2 separate regions of the Mus musculus genome follow, and region 1 is linked to region 2. The links are chromatin loops, found by intact Hi-C in ENCODE. Cell type or tissue: gastrocnemius. All regions are shown on one strand.

Evidence for each region. Peaks named below come from ENCODE experiments on the same cell type or tissue, not always from the same donor. Only the 100,000 strongest peaks of a DNase experiment are listed, where the experiment ranks them.
Region 1: it touches region 2 in a loop (4-fold over the local background); 22 of 42 quality-filtered maps call a loop at or near these places.

The regions. Positions count from the first base shown.
Region 1 is chr7:66,652,550-66,660,549 of GRCm38, reverse strand. Asb7 (ankyrin repeat and SOCS box-containing 7) reads left to right here. Exons shown (of 6, transcript NM_080443.2): 5 at 295-900. Among named protein-coding and RNA genes, the nearest start is that of Asb7, 33 kb to the left of the region's middle. In gastrocnemius, no CTCF peak of the experiment used is centred here; no DNase peak of the experiment used is centred here.
Region 2 is chr7:66,414,219-66,422,218 of GRCm38, reverse strand. Aldh1a3 (aldehyde dehydrogenase family 1, subfamily A3) reads left to right here. Exons shown (of 13, transcript NM_053080.3): 2 at 1-8; 3 at 2,976-3,116. Among named protein-coding and RNA genes, the nearest start is that of Aldh1a3, 9.3 kb to the left of the region's middle. In gastrocnemius, no CTCF peak of the experiment used is centred here; no DNase peak of the experiment used is centred here; H3K27ac peaks cover 1,545 bases.

The sequences.
Region 1 (8,000 bases), 240 kb before region 2:
AGGTTGACCAGCAGGAGGGGCGAGGTGCTGCGGGTCTGCTGGCAGGGCCTATCTTTAAACAGTGTTGCTCTTCCCCCTCCTCCTCCCGTTGACTTGGGCTTGATAGCTTGCTACTAGAATGTGCTTTCCACTGAGACACTTAATACTGTGTTAAGCCTGGGCAAGTCCTCAGCATCATCCATCGCATTGAACCCTTCACAGTCCAGGATAACCGGCTGGTCCCTGATAACTCTGCCCTGATAGACTTGCTCTGTCTCAGCAGCCACTGACCTTTTCATTCTGGTTTAACCCTAGCTGATCCCACGGTTAAGGATTTAATCGGAGGCTTCACTGCTCTGCATTACGCTGCCATGCACGGCCGGGCCCGGATTGCACGCCTGATGTTAGAGTCTGAGTACAGGAGTGACATTATTAATGCAAAAAGCAATGATGGCTGGACTCCCCTCCATGTGGCTGCCCACTACGGTAGGGACTCATTTGTCCGGCTCCTCCTGGAGTTCAAGGCTGAAGTTGACCCGCTCAGTGATAAAGGTACAACGCCACTTCAGCTTGCCATCATCCGAGAGCGGTCAAGCTGTGTGAAGATCCTTCTGGACCACAACGCCAACATCGACATCCAGAACGGATTCCTGCTGCGCTATGCTGTGATCAAAAGCAATCACTCTTACTGCCGCATGTTTCTTCAGAGAGGAGCAGACACAAACTTAGGGCGTCTAGAAGACGGACAGACTCCTTTGCACTTGTCTGCCCTCCGTGATGACGTGCTCTGCGCACGGATGCTGTATAACTATGGAGCGGACACGAACACAAGGAACTATGAAGGTCAGACTCCACTGGCCGTTTCCATAAGTATTTCAGGAAGTAGTCGGCCGTGTTTGGATTTCTTACAAGACGTCACAAGTATGTAATACAATTACTACTATTATTGCATCTTTTCCTCTTAATCCGAACCTTCTGAATTGCTTGAGGTATTTCTGTAATCTGAGCTGACTAGGAGCTAACCATTCTTATAAGTCCTGCTTGGTAAGTAGTACTCATTTACCCAAAATCCCATTGCGTTGATAAAAGGGGACAGTAAAGTTTTGTGTCAAGGACAGACACTTTTCAAAATGGATGGAGCTGAAAGTTAGAATAGGGTGGTTCCCCTGCTCCGAGTGATAGCCTGCCTGGGCCTGTGCAGGTTCAGATGGAAGAACTAGAAAGGAGGGTGGGATCTTAGATTGCTTAGCTATGGAGACGGTTTTGTACTTTCTTACTAAGTTCCACATGAGAGGAAGGCCACTCTGGATTATTTAGACACCCCAGGAATAGAGGCTAAGGAAGATCTGTGAAAACACTAGGTTCCTAGGCCACACGGCTTCCATCAGCGTCTGCTCAGCTTCTGAGAGACACTTCATCTCACTCGGCAGCAGCCGATGGCCATGCTGTCCTCTGAGTGCAGCTGTTAGTTTGCATGGGCTTTGTTACCTTCTCTTGTCGGCTTCCCTACCACCTAAGTGATGTAGCACAGGGTAACGTGTGACCCAGGAGGCTGACGTCTATAAGCGCCTTAGATTAACCCGGCTGTGCTGTTCCATGCCTCGATGCCTTTCCCCACGTGATCTTGATTACAGAAGGAAGGCTGGCTTCTGATTATGATTTATAAGAGGCCAGTTTTAGTTTTGAGTTTTTAAAAAGCCAGGAAGTGGAGCAAGTAAACAGAGAGGACAGTAGACCTGGAGGACATGGAGCTGTGTGGAGGGACCAGGTGGCATGGCAGTGAGGACACACAGCTGCAGGCCTGAGATGAACGGCCCTTCCCCTAGGCCCGGCTAGAGCAAGGGAGAGTGGAGCCGCTTGTCCATGTGCCCACGAGGACATAATTGTGGAGCCTCGAGGGTCTGGGGTGTTTGGGCCTTTGGGGTTGCATAACAGCTGAGGGGGAAAGCAAATTATGGAAATGCTTTCCTAAACCAAAAGAGGAACTTATTTATACAAGAAGGGGGAGAAGCAGAAGAAATATTGTTGAAAGAGTACAGGTGTGTAACTCTGTGAAAATATTCAAGCGTAGCGTAACCCAAGGACATGGCTAACTAAAGGTGGACCCTACCAGAGGACCTGGTGATAATTTAGCTGAGATTTCTGTTGTCAGCACCCCCCTTCACCACGGTACACAGTTATGTGGTTGATCAATAAGTTCAGACTAGAGAGTTATTAGAACGTGGGCAATATTTTAGAAGGTATTTATTTTCACTCCGTGCGTTCTGGTGTTCTGCCTGCCCATATCCCCGTGTCCCGTGTGTATATAGTATCCAGGACAGCCAGCAGGCACTGGGTCCTGTGGAACTAGAGTTCTAGGAGTTGATATCTGCCATGAGGATACTGGGAACTGAACCCAGGTCTTCTGTAAGAGCAGAGCTGCTAAGCTGACCCCCAGAATAGAAAATCTTCCCAAAGGACAGAGAAATTTTATGACACGGCATAACCTTGGGTGGTAACTAACAAGAACTTGGATGTTAAGAAGATGAGATTTGTATGAATTCATGCCTGGAATTGTATTCACAGAGACACTGTAGTTTGGGACAATAGCACATCTAGCAATGCTCAAGCTTGGATTATAGACGGGATGACTGGGTAGAGCAGCCTCTGTCTGCCCAGTCACTTCTGCAGGGAACGGGACGGAAGGACTGGAAAGGGCTGTTAGCTGAGTGTGGCGGGACACACCTCAGGAGGCTGAGACAAGAGGATGTAGGGTTGAAGGCCAGGCAGGCTGTATAGGAATAGGCTACAATCACAAGACCCTGTCTCCAAAATACACAATAAACAGAGTCGGTGAGCTGCAGTTGCCTGTGTTTATGGTGCGGAAATGAGCTAGAGCACGGCGCCTGAGAGGGTCCTTCCTGCCTCTGCGTGTGGTTGGTGAGGTTGCATTCTGGAGGAGCCTTGGACCTCGGAGTTCTTTCCATGTAAATATTTTCCCTTAGGCAGGAGAGGAGCTTGCTCAGAAGACAGAGTCAAAGTTGGGTTCAGGCAGGTAGAGTCCGGGCTCTTCTTGGTTGTCTGTTTCTCTAGTCCTCATTTGGCCAGAGTCCTCCATATGTGCACGATCTGTGGGACCCTTCCTACCGCTGCCTTATTAGGGCATTAGTCGGGGCATCCCTCACTCTAATGTTTTCCATAGGTTTAAATGAATAGCCGTGGTTACTCTAGGTTCTCTGGCTTATAGTAATTGCAACATCTGTGTCACACCTAAGCCTGTTTCTGATACTAGCTTTATCTCTTTGGCTGTCTTTCTTTTTATATTACCTAGCATGGTATGGTTTTTTTTTGTTTTTTGTTTTTTGTTTTCTTTTTTTTTAAGCTGAAGCTAGGCATAATGTGAAGAGCAGCAAGAACTCAGATAAATAACACACACATACACACACACACACACACACACACACACGCACCCTTTTTTTTTTTTCTTCTATTTTGATCCTTTTGAGATGGCCTTGGCTCTCATCAGACTTGCAGCCAGTCTCTCTGCCTGTGCTTCCCTGGTGCTGGGATTATAGGTTTGAGCCACCATACCCTTGCCTCTAACAGCCTGCATGGAAGGCTTCCTCGTCTTCTGGCATGGGGCTGTGTTTTATGTGACTGCAGATGGCTGCCTGGGCCAAGTTCTCCTGTGTCTGTGTTTCTCCCCCTCCTTCAGCCTCCCCCTCATCCCCTTGACTCTTTTTCAGGTCTAACCCACCACTACTACATTGAAGGGCAGTTAGTATAGTTATAGGTGTGATGGGGCCCCACAACCCCATGATCTTCTAATTGACTTCCAGCCTTGTAAGTGGGCCTGTGTCCCAGGCTGGAATGGCCATCCGTGCTTTCTCCCTCAGGTAGCTTTCCCTCCAGTTCTGTAAGGTGAGCTAGGAAGGCTGAGAGGGCTGAACCTGAGATGTCCATTCTCTGTGAGAGTCTCTGCCTTTGGAGAGCAGCCTTAACTTCTAGAGAGGTTTGGGGTGCTGGTTGCACACACCTGCCTCTGTCATAGCCATCAGGGGCTTCATCGGCCTCACTTTGAGGACCTGGCAGAACTTCCTTTGACTGGCTCCTGATTTCCTGTCCATCCGCAGCCTCCAGTGTTTCTGTGTCTGGGCCCCGTGGCTTTTGCTCAGGTGAGCATGCCTCATGAGCATGCCTCAGTCATGGCACGCTGGCCTAATAATCATAATCTCCAGAGCTTTCAAAGAAGGTGCGCTGCCTGCAGCTTCAGTCTTTTTGCTTGCTCCAAGATCAGTCTTAGTTTTTAAAGTTGAGCAATTTTTCTTCCTTTTGCACTTGGGAGTGATGACGTCCAAGCTCTGTGAGAGTTAGAATGGATTGTCCATCTGGTGTTGCCTTTTTTTTTTTTTTTTTTTAAGTGTGAAAGCATCCTTGCTTTGGTTCTTTGAGCTGGTGAGTGCTTTGCACACTGGGATCAGCTGGTTCCTGTCTCTACATCATCACAGGTTCTCAGCGGTGCCCGTTATCAGAGATGCCATCAAACCCGCAGAATGGGGTGCTGCAGAGTACCACAAACAGCGTGCCTAGTAACTTCAAGCAAGCTCTTCAGCCCCCAGACTCACCCCTCAGAGCTTGGTGCCCTCCTTGAAAAACTGAGGGAGCTGAACCAAATTCTTGCCAACAGCTACTTTTAAAGGCAGTGGTTTTCTAGTACTAGAGAGGAAGGGAAGGACAGAAGGAAGGAGAGAACGGGGTAGGGGGAGAGAGAGAGCACACACCATAGAGCCCTGGGATTTGTTTGTTGTATTTTCCAGAGAATGGGCTTCTAGGAGGCTTCAGGGGGTGTAAGGTCCAGACGCTGTGCATAGCCACAGTTTTCACTAGGTGACCTTTGTGCTTCCAGGTTAGAGTGACAGTCTGGCTGGTGTGGCACTGGTAATCACTGTTTTCCTCGCTGCCAGGCAGCCTCAGTCATGGGTACTGCAGCCCATTTACAAATGCGTTGGACAAAGCGTAACCGTAACTGAGTCGAGTCTTGTCCCTTTGTGCACAGACCTTGTCAGCGCTCTGTGGGTGAAGACGGCCAAGTGGGGAAGTGGCAGGTCTGTCTGAGCTGGACCAGCAGCTTTTTCATGGAGAACCATTTCTCCTTGAAAGATTGACTGACAGCCAAACTGTACCATTTAATCATGGGCACTTAGCAGGCATTTTCTTAGAAACGAGCAAAGTTCACTTGTCACATCAAGGAAAATGACCACAGTATTGATGACCAGTCAGACTTGAGCTTTGAAAAGAGGGGTTTCAAAAACTTGTATTTACAATTGTGAGAGTCCTTCTATGTAATGGTTTTCTGAGATCACTGGAAATATTAAGAAAAGTGATTTCTTTTGCTATCATATGTTGAAATTGGCTAACAATTTGAAGGCATGCATAACCTAGTGTGCCATGTGTTCCTGATGACAAGTTTATGTTACTGTGTGCATGGGTAAAAGATCCACTAGAAGTTTAAGATACACCAATGGACTATAATCTAAACGTACAGAAAGTTCATCAATGTATTTCAGATTCTGTGCCACCGTTGGGACTGGGGAGACGGCTGAGCTGGTAGTGTTTGCCAAGCAAGCATGGAGACATCAGTTTGGATAAGCAGCACCCAGATAACATGCTGGCCATGGTAGCATGCTTTTGTAACCCCAGCAGCAGGCGAGTGAAGACAGGAGGATCCCTGGGGCTTCCGGGCCAGCTCCCAGCCAGTCGCTGACCTCCAGCTTTAGTGAGAGACCCTGCCTCAAAAAATAAGGTGAAGGAGCAGTTGAGGAAGACAGTATTTACTACTGGCCTCTGCACACACATGCACTTCATATGTATGCAACACACACACACACACACACACACACACACACACACACACACACACATCAAATTGAAAAAGAAAAAAGCTCCTTGTCTCATTTTACGACAGGTTCATAGAGGATCCAAGGTTAGCTGGAAAAGGCTGTTCTAAGTACTCCTTGCTTTCCTAGCAACATATTTGAGTGAAGCTAGCCTCGGGGCTAGCACACTGCATCAGGCTAGCACAGTGTGCCAGGCCGGCACAGTGCACCAGGCTAGCACACTGCATCAGGCTAGCACAGTGTGCCAGGCTAGCACTCGGAAGTTCAGAGCAGATGGAAGGCAGACATTTGCAGGAAAGGAGCAACAGCCCTCTCTTTGCAGCCACCTTGTTCTGAAAGTGACTCTGGTTTTTATTTGTTTTCATAAAAATTACGTCAGCTGATAAACTGATCATTGTTATTTTTAAGCAAGTCAAAATGTTTCTGAAATGTGTAGTTTTCTGAGTATGGTAACTATAGAGCAGTATAATCAGCAGAAGCAAAAGTTCTCTGAGAGTTTCCCACTGTAAAGGTACAGAGGCATCCATCCGCCAGCTAAGCAAGGCGACTGAGCACTGTGGAATTTCCACATTTTCAGTGCTAAAGATCAACGCCAGGGCAGTGGGCATACTCAGTAATTGGTCCACGGTTACCATCACTATGCCACATGCCAGCCCTACATTCAGGGGTTTTAAAGGTATCCTCTCAGCCTGGTGTTTGAGAATTTGAAGAATCGTTAATGTATTTTTGATTAAAAAATCTGGGTAAGTTGAAAGCTTGCCTCACACTTGCCTGCGTATGGCTTTGGCTCTGGAGAGACCCCTCCTTCCTGACTGACATTTATAAAATTGTGGCTTTGCTGACTCAGGATTAGTGATCCTATCAGTTGGGAATTTTAGTATGTTGGATCCTGAAGGCAGTTTTCAGAGACTAGTCATGCACAGAACATGTCAGACATGCCAGGTCCCCGAGTAAATGAACCACCCATCACCTTGCTGGCGTGGCCTTCTTCCAGTGGCCTGCTCCACGGCTGGTCTGGACGTCCGCGGGTTCACTGAGACATTGACTGGGGCAGTTGCCTGTGTCTCAGAAGCATCGTGCAAAACCTAGAGTCACTGTCAGCACACCTTCAGTGCTGTGTAAAAGGCAGGCCCGGGGGATTTGGATTTGTGTGTTTTAAGGAATTAAATAGCTCATAATGCTGAAAGGGAAAGCTGAAGAGGCTGGGAATTGAGTTGTGTAAACTGTTTCACAGGAGACTTACTCTGTCAAGTGCTTAGGATAGTTGCTTGCTGGAACATTAATCACAGATGTTTAAAAATATTGTTTTATAAATATCGAAGTAACCAGAAATATTTTTTTGTTTAGATTTCAGTAGTAGTCAAGTACTATGTTATTAAAACACACACACAAAGTACTATGTTTACAGAAATAAGACTTGAGACTAAAAGTAAAAATGAAGAAAAAAAGAGAAAAAACCCTTTGAGGCCTGGGGGCCAGGGGAGACTTGGTTTTGAAGCTCTGTAGTAGAGTAAGTGCTTAGTGTGCAAGGGGCCCTGGGTTCAATCCCTGGCACCACCAACACAGACACACACACACCTCACGTCATACATACACATGCACACACACACACACACCTTTTAAAAATGCAGGCTAACAAAAGGCATGGCCTCTCAGTGTTTTAAAATTTAAGGACGTCAAACAGGCTGTGGCTTTCTGAGCTAAATTCAGCCCAGAGTAGTATGCCGTGGCTTCACCACACACACAGCCTAGATGACAACCGTCCTGACCTACTATGCTCATTCCTAGTGCTTCTGTTGTTATTTTATGGGATGACCTATTATAAGTATACTCTCTATGTGGAGAATTCATGTGACTCGTTTTAACTAAGGGTCTTTACATTTTTTTTTTCCCTAGTGAATTGGAAACTTTTGCCAGATCATCTACTTTAGAGCCTTACAGGAGTTTCTACTGTTAACATATTAAAAATGAACACTGTGGTCATTTAGATAACACCACATCTTAGGTTCTTTGACACAGAGACCATCCTTTTAAATAAATCCCTCTCTTCTCACTAACCTGAAAGGCTCTTCTTCCATACCTTCTTGAGGTGTTTATAAATCCCTACTGTCAGGGTTGGTACCTATAGATGCCTTGACATTTGAG
Region 2 (8,000 bases):
GAGATAAGGTGAGTCCTCTCCCCTCCCCCTTTTCTAGGTAATTCAATTAGAGAGTAATGGAGCACGGGGAAGCTGTATGGCTTGGCTGTGAGACACGTGGGCCCACCTCCAGGTAGGGCCAGGGCAACCACAGCAGCCGGTCGGTATGTGCAGCGCAGTCACAGCCTAGCATGGGATCAGTTACAGATGGTCCTCTACAAAGAGTCGAGTCTTTGATGGATGTTTCTCCATCTCTGAGGATGACCTCAGCTGTCTTCATCACACAGCTAAAGGGAAGGTTTTTATCAATTATTTCAACCTGTAAGCATTAAAGAATCTTTCCAGAAGGCATTTCCTGCTGGTGTGCTTCACCAAAAGTAGCGTTCTGGCAGGAGACACTTAAAAGGGGGTGGGGGCTGAAGGGTGGGGAGGACGCTCCCAAATGATCCCGGGAGTAGTGATAATGTCACGTGACTGCTCAGTTTCTGGGCTAGTGGAAACTCACATGGTCCGGTGAGGCTGTAGTCTGCATAGACCTTTTGCCTAGTGTAAGATCTCCTTTATCACATGGGCATGAAGGAACTTCTACATGCACCCTTTGTGCATGTCAAAGCCATCAAAGGTATCTTAAATAGAAGCCCCCCCCCCCACGATAGCAGCCTCCTACAGAGGGAAGGAAAATGTGGCTCTCTGCTTAACCACTGAAGTGCTGGGTGGACTGTCTGCCTGCTTCCCTCTTTCCTTTCTCCTTTCTTCCCTCCCTCCCTTCATCTCTTCATCCCTTCCTCCCTCTCTTCCTCTTTTCCTTCTTACTTTCATTCCTCCCTTCATTCCTCCATTCCTTCATTTCTTCCTCCCTTCTTCTCTCTCCTTTTCCTTCCTTCTCCTCTTCCTCTCTTCCTTCCTCCTCCCTCCCTCTTTTCTCCCTCCCTTCATCTCTTCATCCCTTCCTCCCTCTCTTCCTTCCTCCCTCTTTCTCCCTTCCTCCTTTCCTCTCTTCCTTCCCTTCTTTCTCCTTTCCTCCTGTCCTCTCTTCACCCCTCCCTTCCTCCCTCTCTTTTTCTTCTCTTCCTTCCTTCCTTCCTTCCTTCCTTCCTTCCTTCCTTCCTCCCTCCCTCCCTCCTTCCCTTGCTCCCTCCCTCCCTTCCTTTCTTCCTTCCTTTCTCCCTTCATTTCTTCCTCCTTCCTCTCTCTCCTTTTCCTTCCTGCTCCTCTTCCTCTCTTCCTTCCTCTTTCCTCCCTTCTGTTCCCATCCCCTCCCCTCACCCTTTCTCTTCCCTTCCTCCATTCCTCCCCTCCCCCAACTCCAATTCTGAGATGGCATCTTGCTTTATTTCCCAGACTAGTGGAAAACTCCTCGGCTCTGGGATCTTCCTAGGACTACAGATATGGGACATATTTGTTTTTTCTTTGGTGTTACAGGTCAACCCTGGGGCCTTTTGCATGTGGGGTAAACACTCAGCTCCTTGTTGCTTGAGATGGTTCTCGATATTTAACCCAGGCTGGCCTTGAACACTTGATCTTCCTGCCTCCACCTCCCACGTCAAGTGCTGAGGTTACAGGTGTATACCGTCACCACTGCTGGACAGATGTTTGTTGTTTTTCATTTGAAACAGTATTTCTCTGGGTAGCCCTGGCTGTCCTAGAACTCGCTTTGTAGACCAGGCTGACCTTGAACTCACAGAGATCTGCCTGCTTCTGCCTCCTGAGCCCTGGGACTAAAAGTGTGCATCACCACTACCCTGCCAGATTTCTGCCAGATAAAATGTGCATTGGTGAGGCCAAGCGGGTAGAATAGAGGTGAAGAAGACTGGAGTTTCCTTCCACAAGTGCCATTTTTTTCTATGTGCACAGGACACAGTGGCTCAGACTGCATAGACTGCACAGACCGCATAGATCCTGCTCCCTGTGGTTCCTTAGACTGAAAAGCAACGAAATGAGGGGGAACTGGGGAAGAGCTGGGCGGGCCTGGCAAAGGGGGCAGGCGGCCCATAAATCCCAGGAGGAAGCAGAAATTCTCTGGCAAGTGCTGGCTCTTCCCATCACCTGAAGGAGTGCTTGGCTCTGTGCACCCAGAGACAGAGGCTGCCCTGGCCTCCACTCAGGAGCCAGAACAAGAACCACGCTGTCCAGCATTGGAGATGGTCTTGGCAGAGGCCTCTCCTTGACTGGAGTGCAGCATCAGTTACCTGCCACATCACCCCAGGGAGACACTGCACCAAGCCTGTCTGTCTGTCTATCAGCAACCAGCTCCTTAGAGCCCATTCCCCTGAAAGGAGGAGAGGTGATTCTCCTGCATAGCTTACACTCTGTCCTTTTAAAAGATAAAGGGCAGAGGCAAGGCTCAGTTGCAGGAGGCTTGTCCAGCACATGCTAGGCTCCAGTTCAAGTCTGAGCTTTAAAAATATACCACAAAGCCCTGTGGCTGTTACCCTTCCTTAAGTGCAACACTTAGTGTAGGTAGGGACATGCTGGTCTCTGTGTGCTGACACATGGAGAATCTTTCTTAAAGTTTTAAGTTTTATTTTACTTATTAGCATGTATACAGCATGTCCGTGACTGGCGACACTCTCTGTGTTCACCAGGAGGTCATAGGGCAACTTTTGGGAATCGTCCCTCTCTTTCCATTATGGATTCTGGGGACTGAATTTGGATCACCTAGCGTTCACAGCAAGCACTTCGCTGGCTGAGCCATCATCTCTCTGGCCTGGGAAATCTTTTAGACTTGAATCATCAAGAAAAACATTTGAGGTGAACGACTGTATAAAACATCAATACTTAGCCTATACAGAAAAGCTAAAACCAACTTACCATATAAAGAAAAAAAAATCACTTGAAAGCCCCCAAGTCATCCAGGGAATTTAAAAAAACGTGTTGCTTTGAAGCTCTGGGCTGCCCCCTCTTTTCTGGGCTCCACAGCAAGATGCTGTTGTGTTGTGTGCCCTCAGACTGCGGTTGCACGAAAAGTGACACATTCTCTCTGTTTTGCCTTGCAGCCCGATGTGGACAAGGCTGTGGAGGCCGCTCAAGCTGCCTTCCAGCGGGGATCCCCGTGGCGCCGGCTGGATGCACTGAGCAGAGGCCAGTTGCTGCATCAGCTGGCTGACCTTGTAGAAAGGGACCGAGCGATCCTGGCTGTAAGTACAGGCACTGGGCAAGTGTATGGGGAAAACTGTCCTCGCTGCCCTTGTCACTGAGGGATCTGTCCCCATGGGATGCAGCTGGAAACACTTGAGGTGTTTGTTTTGTGGGGCTATGGGTCTGTTTGGTCTTTGGGTGTGGGTAGCAGGTGTCCCTGCCTCAAGACTTCCTCCTTATCATATTGAAGTCAGGCGTCCTCCACTGCAGATCAGCCTCTTGGTCTAGCTGTGTAAAGGAAAGGATTTGCCTCTGTGGTTTTCAAACTAGAGACATTCACAACCAGTCACCAGAGGCTGGGCTCACCTGACCTTACCTGGACATTTATGTAGTAGCTGTTTTCTGCTTCACGTTAACTTCCTTGCAAACATAATTCTAACCTTATCAGAGTTCTGTTAGTCTCCCCTTACCTGGGGTTTCAGTCATTTAGAATCACCTCAGCTCAAAAATACTACATGGAAAATCCTAGAAATAAACAATTGGCCTTGCATCACAGTGAACTGTTATAATTTATAATTTATTAGCTACTTCTTCTCATCTCTCATGGTGATTTGCAAGCTAAGCCTTTCTGTGGAAATTCAGTATAGGGAAAAAAATGCAATGTGAATTTAAGGGTTAGGTGCTACCTGCAGATTTCAGTCATCAAAGTATAGGTGCTGAGAAGACATGAGGGCACAAATGACATTGTTTCCAGAAAAATCAAAGTCCTTGCACTATCCGAATGCATCTCTGTATTGTCCCAGAACAGAACAGCGGTGAACACATGCAGAATGGTGGTGGGCATGAGATTTGGTTATAGAAGATGCACAGCATGAAGGGCCTAGGCTCAAATTCCACCTTTGCCACTTACTAATTACACGCTAGTTTCTTAACGGCCTGAGATGTGTTTCTTCAGTCAAATGTCACAGATAATGATATCCAAGTGCTGTTTGAAAAAGAGCCATTTAAAGTCATCAGAGTTCCCAGCATACAGTAAGTGCCAAAGAGGAGATAGCTATTAGAAAGAATAGCTATCATACTGATGCTACATGAGACCCAGGCTCTGACCCAAGCTGCCCTGCCACCCTGCTGGCCAGTGTCTTTTAGAGATCTTAGCCTCTCTGCTAGGAAATAGGAACAAGAGAGCAATACAGCCTACCCATGGGTGTACACAAAGGCTGCAGGGCTGGGAAGGCATTGAGAAGCTGGAAGTCTGTGGGTTAATAAGATTCAGCCCTCCTTTGGTCCTGAGGCAGATGACCAGAAGACATTACTGGGTCACAGGAAGTCTTTTGTTTTTAAATGTTTTAGTCAGTATTCTTTGCGTGTGTGGTGCGGGGTGCACCGTGTGGGTGTGCACTTGCCACAGTGTCTGCGTAGAGGTCAGAGGACAACTTTCAGGAGTAGCTTCTCTTATTTTACCATATCCATCCCAGGGTTCCAACTCAGGTTCTCAGGTCTCAGTGGCAAGCACCTGCACTGGAAGGTATATCACCAGCCCCACGGGGAGTCTTGAAACCATCACGACCTTCACTCTAGCTGATGTACAGTTCAATTTCCTGGTTAAAATTTTGTTTCAAACCTTGAGGCCCAGTTTGTAGGTAGGGACATCACCTTTTTGGTCTTTGATTCAAAAAAAATTAGGAAAGGATTTTTGGTTTTGTTTTTTGTTTGTTTGCTTGTTTGCTTGGTTGGTTGGTTTTGGTTTTCTGATGTTGAAAATCAGGAGAGTAACCATCCTTTTAAAGAACACAATCAGCCAGGACCCTTGAGTTGCTTTGGTCCTGAGCTTGTGGACTCCTGGGGGCTAGGGGAGCTCTCCTTGAGAGAGGTCTGCAGATACCTTGAGCTCTGTCTCCTTCTCCTGGTGCTAGGCCTTTTATTCGCAAGGATGAATCTAAGTGAGAGTGGCTTCCTCCCAGGGTAAAAGCTCCAGAGAGCCTCTGGTTTCTTCCTGCACTGAAAACCAGCCGCACTGTTCAAGCTGCCAAACTGGCTTTTTCAAAAACATTTCTGTTTTCCCCTGCATGAGCTCATCGGTCTGCAATGAGTACTAATAGCAGGCTGAAGAGGATGTGCCCTGGGTAACCCTCCCCGCCCTGTCCTCAAGTGTCAGTGACATCCATGGCAGTGCATGGCCACCTTCCTCTCCTGCCCCACTGCCCTGGCACTATAGCATGTTCATAGCAGACAGAAGCAGGTGGGGGGATGGGGCCACCACCCAGCGCACCACTCCTGCCACTACAACCTGGTTGCCCACAAGAAATAAGATCCAGCTCTTGGCCCCAACATTAAAGGGCCCCGAGAATGACTGGGAAATATGGCTTTGAAAACTCTAACCACATCATAGGAGGGCGCCCCTCGCTCTCCACCTTGATATGGTTTCCTGCCTTTTGGAGTAGCAAAATGCTTTATTCTGTGATATTCTCATGCCGGCTCAGTGGTTTGATGGAACTGGGTGTTTATTCTGTGTTCAGAGTTTGGAAACAGATGTTGGGGCCTCCATGGCTCATGACTTTTCTAGTTCTGTTGAGGAACCTAGGCCCAAGCTCTGGCCCTCTGGGCGCTCATCGCCGTGGGTGCCACACAAGGCTCCTCCTTGATAGGGGGTTAACCTTTGAGTTTGGATGCCATTTCTGGACCCTCATTTGCAGCCTGGGCACACTGGCATTTGGGGCAGCCACACTAGCAGCTAATTGTCCTGTAGCATCTGAACACTAAGACATATTAATTTCTCAGAAGGTTGCATTTTTCTCTTAATATGCTAAAGAAACTAACCCTGGGAGTGGCAGAGGTGGCCGCACGTCCGAATCCCAGTAGTAAGACAACCACCAGCTCCAGTCTGGGGCTGACACTTGATTTCTCAAGCTCGGGCCTCTACCTGAACTCCAATCTCCTCCTCCACCATTCTTCCTCTTTCTCCTCCTCTCCCTCCTCCTTTCCCTCCTCCTTCTCCTCTTTCACATTCTCCTCCTCCACCACTCTTCCTCTTCTTCCTCCTCCTCCTTCTCCTCCTCCACCTCTTCTTCTCTCCTTTTTTTTCCTTTTCCTTTTGGGCATGTGGAGATGGATATCTGTCCTAGTTAGAGTTTCTATTGCTGTAATAAAACACGACAGCCAAAAGCAACTTCGGAAGGAAAGGGTTTGTTTCAGCTTAGAACTTTCAGGTCTTACTCCATCACTCAGGGAAATCAGAGCAGGAACTCAAGGCAAGACGTGAAGTAGAAACCATGGAAGCCTGGTGTTTACTGGCCTGCTCAACTTTCTGTCTTACACCTTTCAGGACTACCCGTCCAGGGTTGGCACTGCCCATAGTGCGCTGTGGACCCTCCTTAATTAATCAAAACATGCATGCCCCCACAGACTTGTGTACAGACCAATCTCTGAGGGCACTTTCTCCCCAAATGACTCTAGCTCCTGTCAGATTGACCGAACCAGTAGTCAGAACATATGAGTATATATGTGCATACTCAGGTCTTGTGTGTGTGTGTGTGTGTGTGTGTGTGTGTGTGTGTGTGTGTGTGTGTGTAGGTCAGAGGTCAACATCATATGTTGTTCCACAGGAGCCACACACTTCGTCTTTTTGTTTTTTGTTTTTGAAACAATTTCTGATTGGCTTGAGGCTCACTAATTAGGCAAAGCTTGCTGACTGGTGAGCTCCAGGGATCTGTCTCTGCCTTCTTCGTGCAGGAATTACAAGAGTGTGCCACCATACCTGGCTTTTCTCAAATGTGGGTTCTGGGGATTGAACCTAGGTCCTCGTGCTTGTGTGGTAAGCACTTACTAACTGAGCTTTCTCCTTAGCTGCCCCTCCCATTTAAAGAACTTTCAGTATAGCATAAATTTATTGTGAACTGGGCTTTGTTTGTACTGATTCTTTACAACCAACCCAGAAAATTCAAGTTACTGCTCTACTAAGCAATCTTGCCTAAATTAATGATTTCAATCTGTAGGTAATGCTTATTGGATGTTCTCCACGGACCTGACTTGTAGGCTCTGGACTTACAGCATGTATTATCTCATTTCAAAGTCAGGAAGTTGAGGCCCAGAAAAAAAAAATAAATAACCACCTTGTCCAAGGCTACCAAACCTGAGGTAGAAATCCAGGAAGGGAAGTGGATGGATGCTGTGTCCCAGATTTACCCACAATGCTCCATCTTGCCTTATCACAGAAAAGAGCAAGAATAGACAGATCCCTAGCTTCATGAACTTGGGGGCTGTCCAGAGCCGGGGGTCTTTGGACATTGCTGCAAGTATAGGCTTCTCCTCAGAAAAATGAAAGTGGACACAAATGCACAGGGGCCAAAGGTACAGGGTACTGGGTGTCATGTTGGTCTCCAAGTGGTTGATGTTCAAGCCTCAGACCCTCAGACCCAGCCAAGTTCTGTCATCTTCAGCAAGTCTGAGTCTCTCCTACTCAGGAAGAATGAGGGTCACCAAGCACCCATCTAGTGCATAAGAGAAAGCTGGTCTGTCTACCAGTTAGCATCTGGACAATAGCACTTCAGGAAGCTACTTATCTGAGTGTTATGTTCCCCGATTGCTCTAGCTCACACACCAGCCCCAAGAGGGTGAAACTGATATCTTCCTTTTACAGTACAGGAAACTGAGGTAGAAGACATCTGAGGGCTCAGCCAGCATCAACCAGAAGTGACGATTCCCATGGCTAGGGAACATGGTTCAGTCAACCGAGTGTTTGCAGCATGAGCATAAAGACCTGAGCTTGGATCCTTGGCACCACATAAAAAGCTAGGCATGGCAGGATGTAGTTTTAAACCCCACAGCTAAGGAGCTGGAGATAGATAGGAGGATCCCGGGGCTCGCTGGCTAACCAGCCTAGCGAAATCGGTGCGCTCCCGGCTCATAGAGAGACCTTGTCTCAAAATAAGGTGATGAGGAGCTGA